3 separate regions of the Homo sapiens genome follow, and all the other regions are linked to region 1. A link is an interaction called in ENCODE POLR2A ChIA-PET data of the cell type or tissue named here. Cell type or tissue: GM12878. All regions are shown on one strand. Region 1 overlaps SMU1 (SMU1 DNA replication regulator and spliceosomal factor). Region 2 overlaps APTX (aprataxin). Region 3 has its middle 95 kb from the start of TMEM215.

Region 1 (5,000 bases):
TAGTGGACATTTACACTGCTTCCAATTTTTCAATCACCTAAATAATGCTGCAATGAACATCTTTGGACATAAAGCTTTTTCTATTTTGGGGATATTCCCCTCCTAGGGTATATTCCTGGAAAAGAAATTACCAAATCCAAAAAAGAACATGAATGGTTAAGGCTCTTGATATATTTGATATATACTGCCAAACTCCTTTCCAAAAGAGCTGCTTTCCAAAAAAAGTTGCAGTTGCACTAGTGTTCACAACTGCATTATGAGGGGTGAAATAATGAACTTTGGAGACAGATGGTCCTAGGCTAACTCATTCACCAGCTATGTCATTTTGACTCCCAGTTTTGCCAACTGAAAAAGTCGGGAAAAAAAGCCTAATTCGGGGGCCAAGCATGGTGGCTCACGCCTGTAATTCCAGCACTTTGGGAGGCCAAGGTGGGCAGATCACCTGAGGTCAGGAGTTCCAGGCCAGCCTGGTCAACATGGTGAAACCCCATCTCTACTAAAATTACAAAAATTAGCCAGGCGTGGTGGTGCATGCCTGTAATCCCAGCTACTTGGGAGACTGAGGCAGGAAAATTGCTTGAACCCGGGACGCAGAGGTTGCAGTGAGCCAAGATCGCACCACTGCACTCCCAGCCTGGGCAACAGAGTGAGACTGTCTCCAAAAAAAAAAGCCTAATTCATAGAGGATAAAACAAAATAATATAAGTGAAGCCTGTATAATAAGCACATGTTCACATAATAAGCACACAATCAATGTTTATTCCCCTTTCCTTTTGTTATTCCAAGAAAACTCAATAATTTTTGGTATCATTTAAAACGGGGGTCCCCAACCCCTGAACTGCAGACCAGTACTGGTCCACGGCCTGTTAGGAACCCAGCTGTACAGCAGGAGGTGAGTAGCCAGGGAGCAAGAGCATTACAGTCTGAGCTCCACCTCCTGTCAGATCTGCGCAGCATTAGATTCTCATAGGAGCATGAACCCTATTTTGAAATGCGCATGCGAGGGATCTAGGATGCATGCTCATTATGAGAATCTAATGCCTGATGATCTTAGATGGAAGAGTTTCATCCCAAACCCACCCCCCTGACACCCCCACCACCATCTGTGGAAAAATCGTCTTCCACGAAACCAGTCTTTGGTGCCAAAAATGTTGGGGACCACTGATTTAAAAATTTTAGCTAATTTAATAAGTAGAAATAGAATACCCTACTTTAGTCAGTTCTCTGATTAATGAGTTGAACTTTTCTCTGTATTCATTAGATATATTTCCTCTTCTGTTAACTGTTTATTCATGTTATTTGCTCACTTATCTATCATGGTCTTACCATTCTCACCAATTAGTGAGCTTTAACGTGATAAAGGTATTTGTTGTTTATGTTTGCTGCAAAGAATTCTTTTACCAACTTTTTTTTTTTAAAGAGAGGGGTTCTCATTCTGTCAGGCTGGAAAAGTGGCATGATCACAACTCACTGCAGCCTTGAACTCCTGGGCTCAAGCAGTCCTTCTGTCTCAGCCTTCCAAGTAGCTGTGACTATGTCTATTTTGGATTATAGCTTTATAGGTTTCTTTTCATCTTAAGTTCCGTTCTCGAGTGATGAAATCTGTTTACCTTTTCCTTGGTGTTTAATCTCTAAGTTTGGGAAGACTATCAGGTTTGATAGATTATATTATCTCCCAGTGTTTTTCTATTATCTTAAAATATCTAACTTTCTATCTGAAATTATGCTACATAAAATATGGGAGCAGGCTCTGATCTGACCTCTCCCCCGCAATTCTAAAGTCAGTGTCCCAACATCATATACTAAATGTATTTTTCTCTTATTCCTAGGTTTTGTGGTATTCCCCATTGTCATCCGTGGAATTATTATAAATAACAGAATTGGGTTTTTGCACTGTTGTTGCACTGGTTGCAACAGATGTTCTTGTGTCCACTACCAAAATGATGCAAATTATAGGTCTTTATTAAATGCAGTATTTCTAAGACTAGTATGCTCTCAACATTCTTCCTTTCCAAAGTTTCTTTGCTAAATATATTTTTTCTTTTTTTTTTTTTTAATTGAGACAGAGTCTCACTCTGTCACCCAGGCTGGAGTGCAGTGGCGCGATCTTGGCTCACTGCAAACTCTGCCTCCCGGGTTCAAGTGATTCTTCTGCCTCAGCCTCCCAAGTAACTGGGATTACAGGCGCACGCCATGATGGCCAGCTAATTTTTCTATTTTTAGTAGACACAAGGTTTCGCCACGTTGGCCAGGCTGGTCTCCAACTCCTGACCTCGGTTGATCCACCCACCTGGGCTTCCCAAAGTGCTGGGATTACAGATGTGAACCACCACACCCGGCCACATTTTACTTTTCTTCTTCTACATGCTTTCCCTAGGTAATTACATTTACAGCTTCAACTACTACTATAATTTCCAAATCTATAATTTTAGCCAAAACCTCTAGGTTAAGGTCCAGATTCACAGATCCAAGGGCCTATACTGCAAGTTTCCACTTGTATGTCCCACAGGAACTTCAAAACATCTAAAAACGGATCATTTCCCCTATCCCTAGTTTCTACCCCAGCCCCCAACAAATCTGTCCTTCTTATATTTTCTACCAAGTCACTCAAACCAGAAACTAAAGGGAAACGAAACCTAGAACCAAAACCTCACTTGCTCTTCACATCTAACCAATTAAATGTAGAACACATGAGTTTATTTCCACTGTCTCTAGAAAATCCACTGAAGTGATGGTAATTAAGGAATAAAAAAGATACATGCCCCAAAAGACAAAGAGAATGGGAGAACAGCAAGAAAAAAATGTTAGTTAAATTTTAGAAGGTGAAAAGTGAATGGACTAGTGGAAACCAAAAACAGAGAAAACCGAAACCTAATTGTACAAGGTGAAGAAGGGGAAGCCACAAGAAGCAAGCCAAACTACCTTGCAAAACTCCAAAAAGGCTTAGGAACTGGAGGAATCACATACCCTTCAAGCACAAGGCATGCTTCAGGGCTGAAAACAGGGGCAATATTAAAGTCTGCATAAGGAGCATTTAGCTACCACGACTTCTCCCAACCCTGAGCAACCACCTCGCCTTAGCCTCAAGAGAAATCAGGTGATGTATATTCTGGAAAGGTTGAGGTCCTAGGCTCTGAAAATCTCAGTAGAGCTGAGGACAGGGTGGAGGTGAGAAGCCACAATGAAAACTGGGGGCTTCAGTGTACACTGGTATGCTGAACAGTGAGATTTCTCTATCCTCCACTCCTACCTGCATCCTCTCAGCTCTCACTCTCAAGATATGGTTTAGGCAAGAACTACTCTCCAAGCAGGAACTACTCTCTGGAAAAGCTGACCAGCCCAAGAGAACATTTCTGCAGAGAATGACAAATGAGGATCCCCATCCTATCATCCCAGGCTGAAGTCTATCAGTTCTCAAACTCCTCTTTCCAACCACCCAACCTGACATACCATAGCAGAGAGCTCTAAATATTTGAGGAAAACTCCCACATATGGTCAGCAAAACAAACAGGGAAGGGGAAAACTCAGAGAAAAAGAAAAAATAGGAATACAGGGACAATGCAGGAAGGATAATAAAACTTTAAACATTTAAAGAGAAAGAAAGATACACGGTATTACAGACACAAATAAAATCTCAAAAATTTATTTCTATGCTTCCTTTCTCAGGAAGTTACTGGACTCAGTACTCCCACAAAATGAGGGTCTAGGCTGGGCTCAGCGGCTTACACCTGTAATCCCAGTACTTAGGAAGGCAGAGGCAGGATAGTCTGGGCAACACAGCAAGGCTCTGTGTTCCATTTAATTAAAAAAAAAAAAAAAAAAAAGGCTGGGTGCGGTGGCTCACGCCTGTAATCCCAAAACTTTGGGAGGCCGAGGTGGGCAGATCACGAGGTCAAGAGATCGAGACCATCCTGGCCAACATGGTGAAACCCCGTCTCTACTAAAAATACAAAAATTAGCTGGGCATGGTGGTGGGCACCTGTGGTCCCAGCTACTCGGGAGGCTGAGGCAGGAGAATTGCTCGAACCCAGAAGGCGGAGGTTGCAGTGAGCCAAGATCGTGCCACTGCACTCCAGCCTGGCGACAGAGTGAGACTCTGTCTCAAAAAAAAAAAGAAAACTGAGGAATCTATAAATAAGACCTACCAAAAAAATAAGAGACCCAAAATTCCCAGTATGAAGATGAGAGAAGTCCTGGTACAGTAACTGTGCAGCAATGCAAGAGAACTAGTCCTGATGGGAACAAAAAGAGAAGGGCCTCAGGAAAGATATCAGCAAGCGGAAAAAAAAGGACTTTTGACGGTTCTACTAGAAATACTCAGGCTGGACTAGCAGAAGTGCATAGAAAACTAGGCAAAAGAAAAAATAAGCAATAATTATTGCAAATCATAAAAATTTATGTAAGAAATTACATGTAATTATTTTTTAGCTGTGAACAATAGCTATATAAAAATAACTATGTAAACATTGAATATAGATTGAACCAAAAGTTGTGATACAGCTCTACTGAAAATCCAGAAGAAGAGTAAGTGTGTATTGAGGAGAGTGGGTATAAGACAAATCATTTTTCGCTGAAGAAAGTTAGTTGCTAATGACCAAAAAAAAAAAAAAAAAAAAAAAAAAATCAGGTAATAACAGTATAAACATGGTATTCAGCTATGGAGCTAAGTCAGGAAAGTTAAGAATCAGAGGTGGAGAAGGGAAGCACATGGGACTGTTTTTCACTGTAAGCCCTGAAGTACTACTTAAACGATGCACTGCTATTAGTTTGATTAAGAAATCAAAAAGCAGCTTACTTTTTTTTTTTTTTTTTTTGAGATGAAGTCTCGCTCTTGTCTCCCAGGCTGGAGTGCAATGGCTCAATCTCGGCTCACTGCAACCTCTGCCTCCTGGGTTCATGTGATTCTCCTGCCTCAGCCTCCCGAGTAGCTGAGATTACAGGTTCCTGCCACCACGCCCAGCTAATTTTTGTATTTTTAGTAGAGACGGGGTTTCACCATG
Region 2 (5,000 bases), 80 kb before region 1:
TTAACAATAAAAATATATTTATATTTTTAAAGTGAGGTACAACATACATCCACCCTATGACCTAACAATTCCATCTCCAAATATTTATTCTTTTTTTTTCTTCTTCTTTTTTGAGACAGAGTCTCACTCTGTTGCCCAGGCTGGAGTACAATGGCGTGATCATAGCTTACTGTAGCCTCAACCTCCTGGGCTCAAGTGATCCTTCCAACTCAACCTCCCAAGTAGCAGGTGTGCACCACCACCCTTGGCTAATTTTTTGTATTTTTTGTAGAGACAGGTTTTGCCATGTTGCCCAGACTGGGATCCCTAAATATTTACTCAAGGGGAAAAAAATAAATAAAGTACATATGTCTATGATATACACAATAACACACATGAATCTCAAAATTATGCTGACCCAAAAAAGCCAGACCAAAAAAGAGTATGCAATGTATGATTCCATTTATACATGGTAGCTCTAGAAGAGACAAAAACTATCTATGCTGAAGGAAATAAAAGCAATGCTTGAGGGAGGATTAACTGGAAAGGGGCACAAGGGAACTTTCTGGGATGAAAGGATAGACATCTTCTGTATCTTAATCAGAATGATAGTGAAAAGATTATACACGCTTATGAAAACTGATCAAACTATGCATCTTATTATGCACTTTATTGTATGTAAGTTATGCCTCAACTTAAAAGAATCAGTACTGACTAGGGAAAAATCTGGCACAAAGATTTCATTTGGTTCAAGTGGCCAGTAACCTAAGTCATAATTATTCACCTAAATAAAATGTGAGTGTTGGTAGTTAAAAAAAAATAAGCAGAGAAAATCCTGTCACATGCTACAACATGGATAAGACTTGAAGACATTATGTAAAGTAAAATAAGTAAGTAAATAAGTAAAATAAGCCAGTCACAAAAGGACAAATATGTCCTTGTATGATTCCTCTAATATGAGGTACCTAGAGTAGTCAAATTCACAGGGAAGGAAAGTACAATGGTGGTTGCCAGGAGTGGGAGGGGGAAATGGAGAGTTATTATTTAAGGTACAGAGTTTCAATTTGGGAAGAGAAAACAGTTCTGGAGATAGATGGTAGTAATGGTTGCATAGTAATATGAATATAGTAATGCCAATGAATTGTACACTTAAAGATGACTAAAATGTAAATTTTGTTATGTATATTATATCACAGTTTTTTAAAAACAAAATAAAAACTCTAAAATCTAGACTTATCATCTTATTGCTTAAATCAAAGAAATCACGGAGATCCACCTTGCTTGTATTCTTTGAAAGAAATCAGTCATTCCTTTCTGAATCCTTCTGGGCATAAGCCACAGGAAAACAAATTCTATACTTTTCTCTCATTTTATTTTCAAATCCTGGATCTACTACGCTGTCATTACAGAAGTCTATGATGTTTGTTTCCTTCAGAGTAATGGTCCTTAATCATTCTGGGGTTATAGACGCTTTTGAAGAATCTGATAAAAGCCACTGACCACAATTCTTTATCTGAGGATAATGAAGCTGCTTCATCTAGTTCATATATTAGGCTCTCGAAGATTTATATTTTGAGAGGAACAAAGAACCAAATATGACTGAATTATAGGCAGAAGTGGGAACTCAAAGCTTGCATGCAAGTCAGGCAGAGAGGTGGAAGCTTCAGCCCACCTGCTTTGGAAAAACTCCATCCCACTTCCCTGGGTCTCAGTGCAATATGTGCCCTCAGCAAGCCCAGGCTGAATCTATCTGCCCACCTGGACAGAACCAGGAGCCAGCAGCACTACCCACCTGGCTTACCTCATACTCGGAATGGCGTGGTAGCCCAATCGGAAGCGGAGTTTGCTGGACCCAGCAAAATCTACAATCACCTTTTCCCCCACAGTGTGCATATGCTTAAGGAGTTCAAGGTGTTCCCTGGCCACAGCCTTCAGACTGGAAATGGAGGTCCACGGTAAGACCAGCCAATGGTAACGGGCCTTTGGGTATTTATCCTTTATCACCACCACCTGCTCATCTTTGTAAACCTAGCAGAGGGATACAAGAGAAGGAAACAGACATCTACTAAGAATCTTCTGTGTGCCTGGTTGTTATATTCACTAAGTCACTTAATTCCCACAGTCTTGTGCAAATGGTTTTAATAGCCCAGTTTTGAGAGAGGAGAGCACTGAAATTCAGACAGGTTGAGTGTCTTGCACAAGTCATAGTTCCTAAGAGGGAAATCTAGGATTCCAACTCAGATGTGGTTGACTCCAGAGTCTGTTTTCAACCACCACACTACACAGAATACACAGAAGATGCACAGTACAAAATAGTTCCCAAGAATGTGATGTAAAATCTCTGTAGACATAAATTCAAAAGCATCCTTCTCCACTCCAACATGGCAGACTGTGTGACACGTACACGTGGGTTCCAGTGAGCCCTATTAGACCTGCCCCTTGTCAACAAGGAATATAATTGAAGTGGGACTCAAAGGCTCCTCAAGGATGATGCCTGTTTTTTTTTTTTTTTTTTTTTTTTTGAGATGGAGTTTCGCTCTTGTTGCCCAGGCTGGAGTACAATGGTGCAATCTCAGCTCACCGCAACCTCCACCTCCCGGATTCAAGTGATTCTCCTGCCTCAGCCTCTCGAGTAGCTGAGATTACAGGCATGCACCACCATGCCCAGCTAATTTTTTGTATTTTTAGTAGAGACAGGGTTTCTCCATGTTGGTCAGGCTGATCTCGAACTCCTGACCTCAGGTGATCCTCCCGTCTCGGCCTCCCAAAGTGCTGGGATTACAGGGATGTCTGACTGTTAATGCCAGGGCAGCACAGTACTACTGTCACAGTGTATTATCTCTGATGCTCCCCTGAAAGGAACCATACTAAGGTTAATGCAACTTCCCTTAAAGTACCCAGAAGTTTAAAAGGCACAAGGCAGAGGGGATATTCATTTGAAGAACTCAGCTTTCTCTCCAAACAATGACAGCTGCTACTTTATTGCCAATGTGAAAAGCCTCTTGTTCTCACAGAACAGCCCAATAAAATGAATCTCATTCAGAAAGACTGATATCCTTTGATTTCATTTGTAATTAAGACCTCTGTGGAGTGGTCATTTACAACATGAAATGTACTGAAATTCCAAAATTGTATTCTGACCTGCATTTTGGGGTCCTGCATAGAAATCTTCAAGCCTTGACTCCAGTGGCCCAGGGATTCCTAAAAAAAAAACAAAAAAAAAAACAAAAAAAAAAAAAAACAAGCAATGTAAATTACAAATGCCAATAATTAAATTTGGCAACAGTTAATACTGTGTGATAGCACAACTAAACTTGGAAATAAGCTTAGTTTTTGAGAATTAAACAAGATTCACTTGACTCTGCTTCACTCCATTGCCTTCCTATATTCTCTTTTTTTTTGAGACAAAGTCTCACTCTGTCTCACCCAAGCTGGAGTGCAGCGGCGTGATCACTGCAACCTCCGAAGTGATTCTCCTGCCTCAGCCTCCCAAGTAGCTGGGATTACAGGTGCCCACCACCACGCCCAGCTAACTTTTGTATTTTTTAGTAGAGACGGAGTTTCACCAGGTTGGCCATGCTGGTCTTGAACTCCTCACCTCAGGTGATCCACTGGCCTCCACCTCCCCAAGTGCTGGGATTACAGGCGTGAGCCACCACACCCGACCCTATATTCTTTCTTTTTTTTTTTGAGATGGGGTTTCGCTCTTGTTGCCCAGGCTGGAGTACAATGGCGTGATCTCGGCTCACTGCAACCTCTGCCTCCCGGGTTCAAGCGATGCTCCTGCCCAGCCTCTGGAGTTGCTGGGATTATAGGCATGCACCACCACGCCCAGCTAATTTTGTATTTTTAGTAGAGATTAGGTTTTGCCATGTTGGTCAGGCTGGTCTCGAACTCCTGACCTCAGGTGATCTGCCCATCTCGGCCTCCCAAAGTGCTGGGATTACAGGCGTGAGCCAGCACACCCAGCTGTTTTTTATTATTGTTGTTGTTTTTTGAGATGGAGTCTCGCTCTGTCGCCCAGGCTGGAGTGCAGTGGTGCAATCTCAGCTCACTGCAACCTCCGCCTTCCAGGTTCAAGCAATCCTCCCGCCTCAGCCTCCCGAGTAGCTGGGATTACAAGCATGTGTGTACCACCAGGCCCAGCTAATTTTTGTATTTTTAGTAGACATGGAGTTTCACAATGTTTGCCAGGCAGGTCTCAAACTCCTGACCCTCAAGTGATCTGCCCACCTCGGCCTCCCAAAGCGCTGAGATTACAGGCGTGAACCACTGCACCCAGCCAGCCTTCCTATATTCACAGCTGGCTGTTCTAAATGAAGGCGAGAAATGCCAGAGTATGAGTCATACCTTCTTTGCCCTCTCTCACTGCAGCTACAGCCTGACCAATTCTCCACTTTGACATCAGCATATGAATTACATGATCTATGAAAACCTTCTATAGATGCATAAACAACTGATCCACTTTAGTTGTTCAATGTTAAGTACACACTGCCATTATTGTTGTACCTTCAGGTGGCTTACCTCAGGAATTTAAGAAAAAAGCACATAAAGGAACATTCATCCAAATGATTTTCACGCCACAAACAAGTGACTCTTTCATCATGGTTAATAACCCCTCACGCATTTCTGAACTTTAAAGTGTACAAAACAATTAAGCAGTCATTATATTTCATTTCTTCTCCACATCATCTACCAATCACACTACCCTCACCTTTTTGATAGGTGCATCTTTTCCCTTCTTTAGGGGCACAGAGCATTGGCCAGAGTTGCTCCCAGGTTCCAGCCCTGTCCCAGCCTCAGCTTCCTGAGCAGCATCCCTTTCTATAGAATCACTGTTGCCTGATCTCTTTCTCTTCCTGTGTGTTTCCAGGCCAGGGTTCTTTGCCTCTTCCTCAAACTCTACAATATATGGATAAAGTTCATTCACCATGTGGAGAACCTGGCCAGGCTGCAGCTTCACCTCTTGGTCCTTCCCAATTACGACTGAGTCAATGCTGGTGGGATTGACTCCTACCTAT
Region 3 (5,000 bases), 190 kb before region 1:
AACAGGTATTTCCACCCTATTTAATTTAAACGTTATATCAGACAAATGAAATTCCCTGTGACTATTAAGAAAGACTGGCTAGGCATGGTGGCTTACGCCTGTAATCCCAGCAATTCGGGAGGCCAAGGCGGGCGGATCACCTGAGGTCAGGAGTTTGAGGCCAGCCTGACCAACATGGAGAAACCCCGTCTCCACTAAAAATACAAAATTAGCTGGGCGTGGCGGCACATGCCTCTAATCCCAGCTACTCGGGAGGCTGAGGCAGGAGAATTACTTGAACCTGGGAGGCAGAGGTTGCAGTGAGCCGAGATCGCACCATTGCACTCCAGCCTGGGCAACAAGAGCGAAACTCCGTCTCAAAAGAAAAAAAAAAGAAAAGAAAAGAAAAGAAAGACATGGGGAAAACTGAAACACAAAATCAGCCCCAGGAAAACGTGGCCATAGATAGATGGATAGGTTTATTTTCAGGGCTACTCCAGTTAATTTTTTTGGCATCCACCTCATTCAGTGCCCAAACACGAAATGCAGCTCCTACCCTCACCCCCTCCAGAATCACTGGATCCCAACCATGGGAGGGCCGGCGAGCCCATCTCATTCAGTCTTCTGCACCCACAGGACGCCCAGGCACCAACATCCCGGAAGAGGCCTTCCAGTCTTCACTTGAATACATTCAAAGGTGAGGTGCTCATTGTTTGGTAATATAACATTCCATTTTTCCCAGCTCTGATGAGTAGAAAACATGAAATCCAAAACCATCCATTGGTCCTTGTCCAGCCCCCGTGATGCTACCTGAACTCATCTAACCAACCTTCTCCAAGGCAGCCTTTGACCCAGTCCCTCATTCTCCTCTCCTTTATAATAACTCCTTTAAACAGCTTTGGGTTTCGGGGTGGGGTGGGGGGCGCATGCTGTTAATAGGACCCAACCCTGACATTACTTGTGTCCTATTAACAGAAATGAGTTCCTCCTCCTACTTATTCAGAAGTTGACATTAGGCATAAAAAGATAGGCATGACCTTTTCAGCCAGACCCTAGGGAACAGATTCTAAAAATATCTCTATGTCCGCAGGCATCATGGCCAGAGCCAACACTATGAATAACCCTCTATGCTCCCTGGAGACTCAGGAGACAAGAAGAGACCTGCAGGCCAGTTTGCATGTCAGGGTGCAGGGGGAGTCATCGGCCAGGACTGGCCTTTGTGTTCTAACAGCTGAGGCATGGCCCAGGGCAATGAAGGCCCCATCCATCCCTGAGTCATGAGGTGGCCCAGAGGAGAAGATGAGAGGATTAGGAGAATAGGGGGCTTTGTTATTAGTATAATCGTAATAATTTCCCTCAATATTTGAGAATTATAAGCAAGGACTTGGACTCAAATTAACTTAGGATTAGACTCAAATAATATTGTAGTATATTGATTAAAATATCATATCTGGCTATACTAAGCCCAGGTCACTGGGTAGTAGAAGGGCTTAATCCCACAAGTTCTATCACTTAATAATAACAAGAATAACTAACATTTATTGAGCCAGTCACTGCTTTAGTTACAGCTTAGTTATAGTATCTCCACAACAACCCTATGAAGAAGTATATAATAACTCAGGGATGCACGGGATCTCCATTGCCCTGGGCCATGCCCCAGCTGTTAGAGGACCAAGGCCAGTCCTGGCCGATGACTCCCCCTGCACCCCCACGTGCAAACTGGCCTGCAGGTCCCTTCTTGTCACCTGTCTGAGTCTCCAGGGAGCAAAGAGGATTATTTATAGTGTTGGCTGTGGCCATGGTACCTGCGGACATAGAGATATTTTTAGTGTCTCCTCCTTCTCATTTTATAGATGAGGAAAGTGAAGCTGAGAGCAGGTGAGTAATTTGACTAAAGTCACACAACAGTGACTGGGCCCATTAACTCAGAGCCTGAGCTCTTAACCGAGAGGCAAAAACAGAGAAAGAATGAAGCCATCTTCCACAGCCGACAAGTTATTCAGATCAGACCAGGGTCTCTGTTTAAATGCCATCCACCACTACATGTCTGCTTCTCCTGAGAAGGAACCAGGACAGGCTCTCACAGATGTGGAGTCTCTAGAGGCCTCTGGTCCCAGCAACTCTGCTGCCTGCAATCTAGTCTCTCCCTCAGCTGCCTGGTGGTGTTATACCTGGATCCCCAGGCTCCCTGCCCCTGCTGCCACCTGTGCCTGCCTGTCTGTGCATAGGCACTTGTTCCTCCAAGACTGGACTAAGCCCCTGGACCCTTAAATTCAGCAGGTCCACCTGGTGATTCCCAAACGTCAGGCAGTCACATGCTACCATCACAATTTTTAGAGTATCTGTGGACCACTGTTTACTTCATGCGTTTCTGCAAAATAGCTTGTTTGTTTGTTTGTTTTGAGACAGAGTTTCACTCTTGTTGCCCAGGCTGGAGTGCAATGGCACGATCTTGGCTCACTGCAACCTCCACCTCCCAGGTTCAAGCGATTCTCCTGCCTCAGCCTCCAGAGTAGCTGGGATTACAGGCATGTGCCATGACACCCAGCTAATGTTTGTATTTTTTAGTAAAGACTGGGTTTCACCATGTTGGTCAGGCTGGTCTCGAACTCCTGATGTCAGGTGATCCACCTGCCTCGGCCTCCCAAAGTGCTGGGATTACAGGCATGAGCCACCACACCCGGTCTATTTATTTTTACTTAGCTGTGTTTAAACAGTAGTATCTGTGAAATCACAAGCTAATATACTGGTCAATTTTTGTCTAGTATGCATGAAAATGCACAACAATTAAAGGGTTTTATTTTTTTAATTTCCCATCAGTAGAACCTAAACCACTACTGGCACACACTGCCTTATCAGATGCACAAATCTCTTCTACAACACTGTAAATTGTGATCAATCAGCCATCCCTCCAAAACTCTAGTGAGGGGACTCACCACTTTCTGTTACCTAAACATTTCCTTCCCAGCTAGATGATCCAACAGCTCTGGAAGGGCACCAGGCAGGGCTAAAGAGACCAATCGGATAAACCATAATTTTTGCTTTTTTTTTTTTTTTTTTTTTTTTTTCAGAAAGAACCTCATGAGGGAGAATGAGGCTTCAAAGTCAGAGGTAGCTAGAATTTCAGCTCCACTACTTTTTTTAAGTTCCTGGGCAAGTGCCAACTTCTCTGAGCCTGTTTCCTCATTTTCCAAGGGGATTATAATACGCACCTCAAAGAGTTGTGCTATGGGCGAGATCACATATGTAAAGTGTCTAGTACAGCTCTTGGCACACCACAATCACCCAATAAATATAAATTCCCTCCTTTTCCACAAGAATAGTAAAATAACCTGGCAATACTGACGAATGGCTTTCCTTGGTAAGAATCGTCCTGGCTAATCTCCTAGAAGCATTCCAATCATTCACTGCTCTGCATATGAATTTGGGGCAGTATTTTTCTTCAAACTTGGCGGAGAGCCTGATTATCTTCCCAAACAGTGAGTGAGGACCTGATCATTCTGAAGATCAAGACAGATTTTCTACCTTAAACGGCAGAGCCCTCACTGTTGGTTTTCTGAGGATAGCAGGTTTCCATGACCCCAAAGGGAAAGCTGGCAGGGTGCTAACCTGGGTGCTAACCTGGGAGGGACCAACCCTGAGACTGGCTGGATGTTTAAGCTGACAGAATTTCAGCAGAAAAGCATCAACCATCACTGTCAAAAGCTCTGGGGTCAGGCCAGGCGCGGTGGCTCACGCCTGTAATCCCAGCACTTTGGGAGGCCAAGGCGGGCGGATCACCTGAGGCCAGGAGTTTGAGACCAGCCTGGCTAAAATGGCGAAACCCTATCTCTACTAAAAATACAAAAAATTAGCCAGGTGTGATGGCGGATGCCTGTAATCCCAGTTACTCGGGAGGCTGAGGCAGGAGAATCACTTGAACCTGGGAGGCAGAGGCTGCAGTGAGCCGAGATCGCACCATTGGGCTCCAGCCTGGGCGACAGATTGAACCTCCATCTCAAAATACATACATACATACATACATACATACATACATACATACATACATAAAAAGCACTGGGGTCTCTGAACAGAAGCTACGTGGCTCCCAGAAAAAGTGAAGCCCGCACGCAGGCAGTGCTCATGAGTTGGTGGCCAAAGCCTTATCTGCATCCCTTTTCACTCACTATTACGTGGCATTAAGGAAATTTTCTGCTGAGCAGAGTGACCTTGACATGTGATTTCTTGTGCTTTTCTGGGTATATGCAGAGCATTATAAGAAGTAATGATTCCCAAAGAGCCCATCTAATCTGACAATTTTCATCAGCCTCCAAGGGGAGATTTTACCTTTTGCTCATTTCTCAATTTTTTTTTTTTAGTGTTACTATAAAAAAGAGAGGAAGAACAAGATCTATAACCTTTAATATGTCCTTGCAAAAGTTAGAGGTATGACATAGATGTTCTCTTTCACTCATCTTTGCCACCAGTCAGCATTTCTCAGCAGGTGGATCAAGTATACAACTGGTCGAACTTTCCTCTTTCTCTAAATCTTAAAGATACTCTCCAGGCATCAAATGTGAGTTTGGCAGAAAAACCATGGGTACTAGACTCTTAGACTACTGGGAACAAATAACATGAATCTCGGCTATTGGATCCTGACCACTCTAATCTCAACCAATGTTGAGTCCACATTTGGGAACATGAGTTGTAAGGACCCTAGAAATAAAACTCTGATTCTGGTTATTTACAAACCTTGTTTGATATGAACAAAATCATTATCCACCTTTTACCCTAAAACATCTTTTGTTTCTGATACTGAAACCACTAAAAAAAAAAAAAAAAAAAAAAAAAAGACTAAAATACAGTTTAAATGCTTTACAGTAAAAATTAATAAACTTCAGCACAAAATCAATACTTAATTATTCATCATTAGCTATAGTAAGACTACAAATAAGATGATAGTACTCGTTAGTAAAGCCAATTGCAATTGGTTTAATAAGGACCTCAATTAGAAAGTTGTATAAATGAAAAGACAAGAATTT

What was found. ChIA-PET counts read pairs that join two places held together with the same protein. Peaks named below come from ENCODE experiments on the same cell type or tissue, not always from the same donor. Only the 100,000 strongest peaks of a DNase experiment are listed, where the experiment ranks them.
Region 2: POLR2A ChIA-PET joins it to region 1 with 5 read pairs; 2 of 35 experiments call an interaction of 5 or more read pairs at or near these places.
Region 3: POLR2A ChIA-PET joins it to region 1 with 6 read pairs; 2 of 35 experiments call an interaction of 5 or more read pairs at or near these places.

What each region holds. Positions count from the first base shown.
Region 1 is chr9:33,062,702-33,067,701 of GRCh38, forward strand. The region is part of intron 4 of SMU1 (SMU1 DNA replication regulator and spliceosomal factor); the gene reads right to left. Among named protein-coding and RNA genes, the nearest start is that of SMU1, 11 kb to the right of the region's middle. In GM12878, no CTCF peak of the experiment used is centred here; a DNase peak (open chromatin) is centred at 2,640; H3K4me3 peaks cover 1,411 bases; H3K27ac peaks cover 1,958 bases.
Region 2 is chr9:32,982,851-32,987,850 of GRCh38, forward strand. It overlaps APTX (aprataxin), which reads right to left. Exons shown (of 8, transcript NM_001195248.2): 4 at 4,694-4,996; 5 at 3,121-3,180; 6 at 1,781-2,007. Among named protein-coding and RNA genes, the nearest start is that of APTX, 16 kb to the right of the region's middle. In GM12878, no CTCF peak of the experiment used is centred here; no DNase peak of the experiment used is centred here.
Region 3 is chr9:32,876,156-32,881,155 of GRCh38, forward strand. No RefSeq gene overlaps it. Among named protein-coding and RNA genes, the nearest start is that of TMEM215, 95 kb to the left of the region's middle. In GM12878, no CTCF peak of the experiment used is centred here; a DNase peak (open chromatin) is centred at 1,893.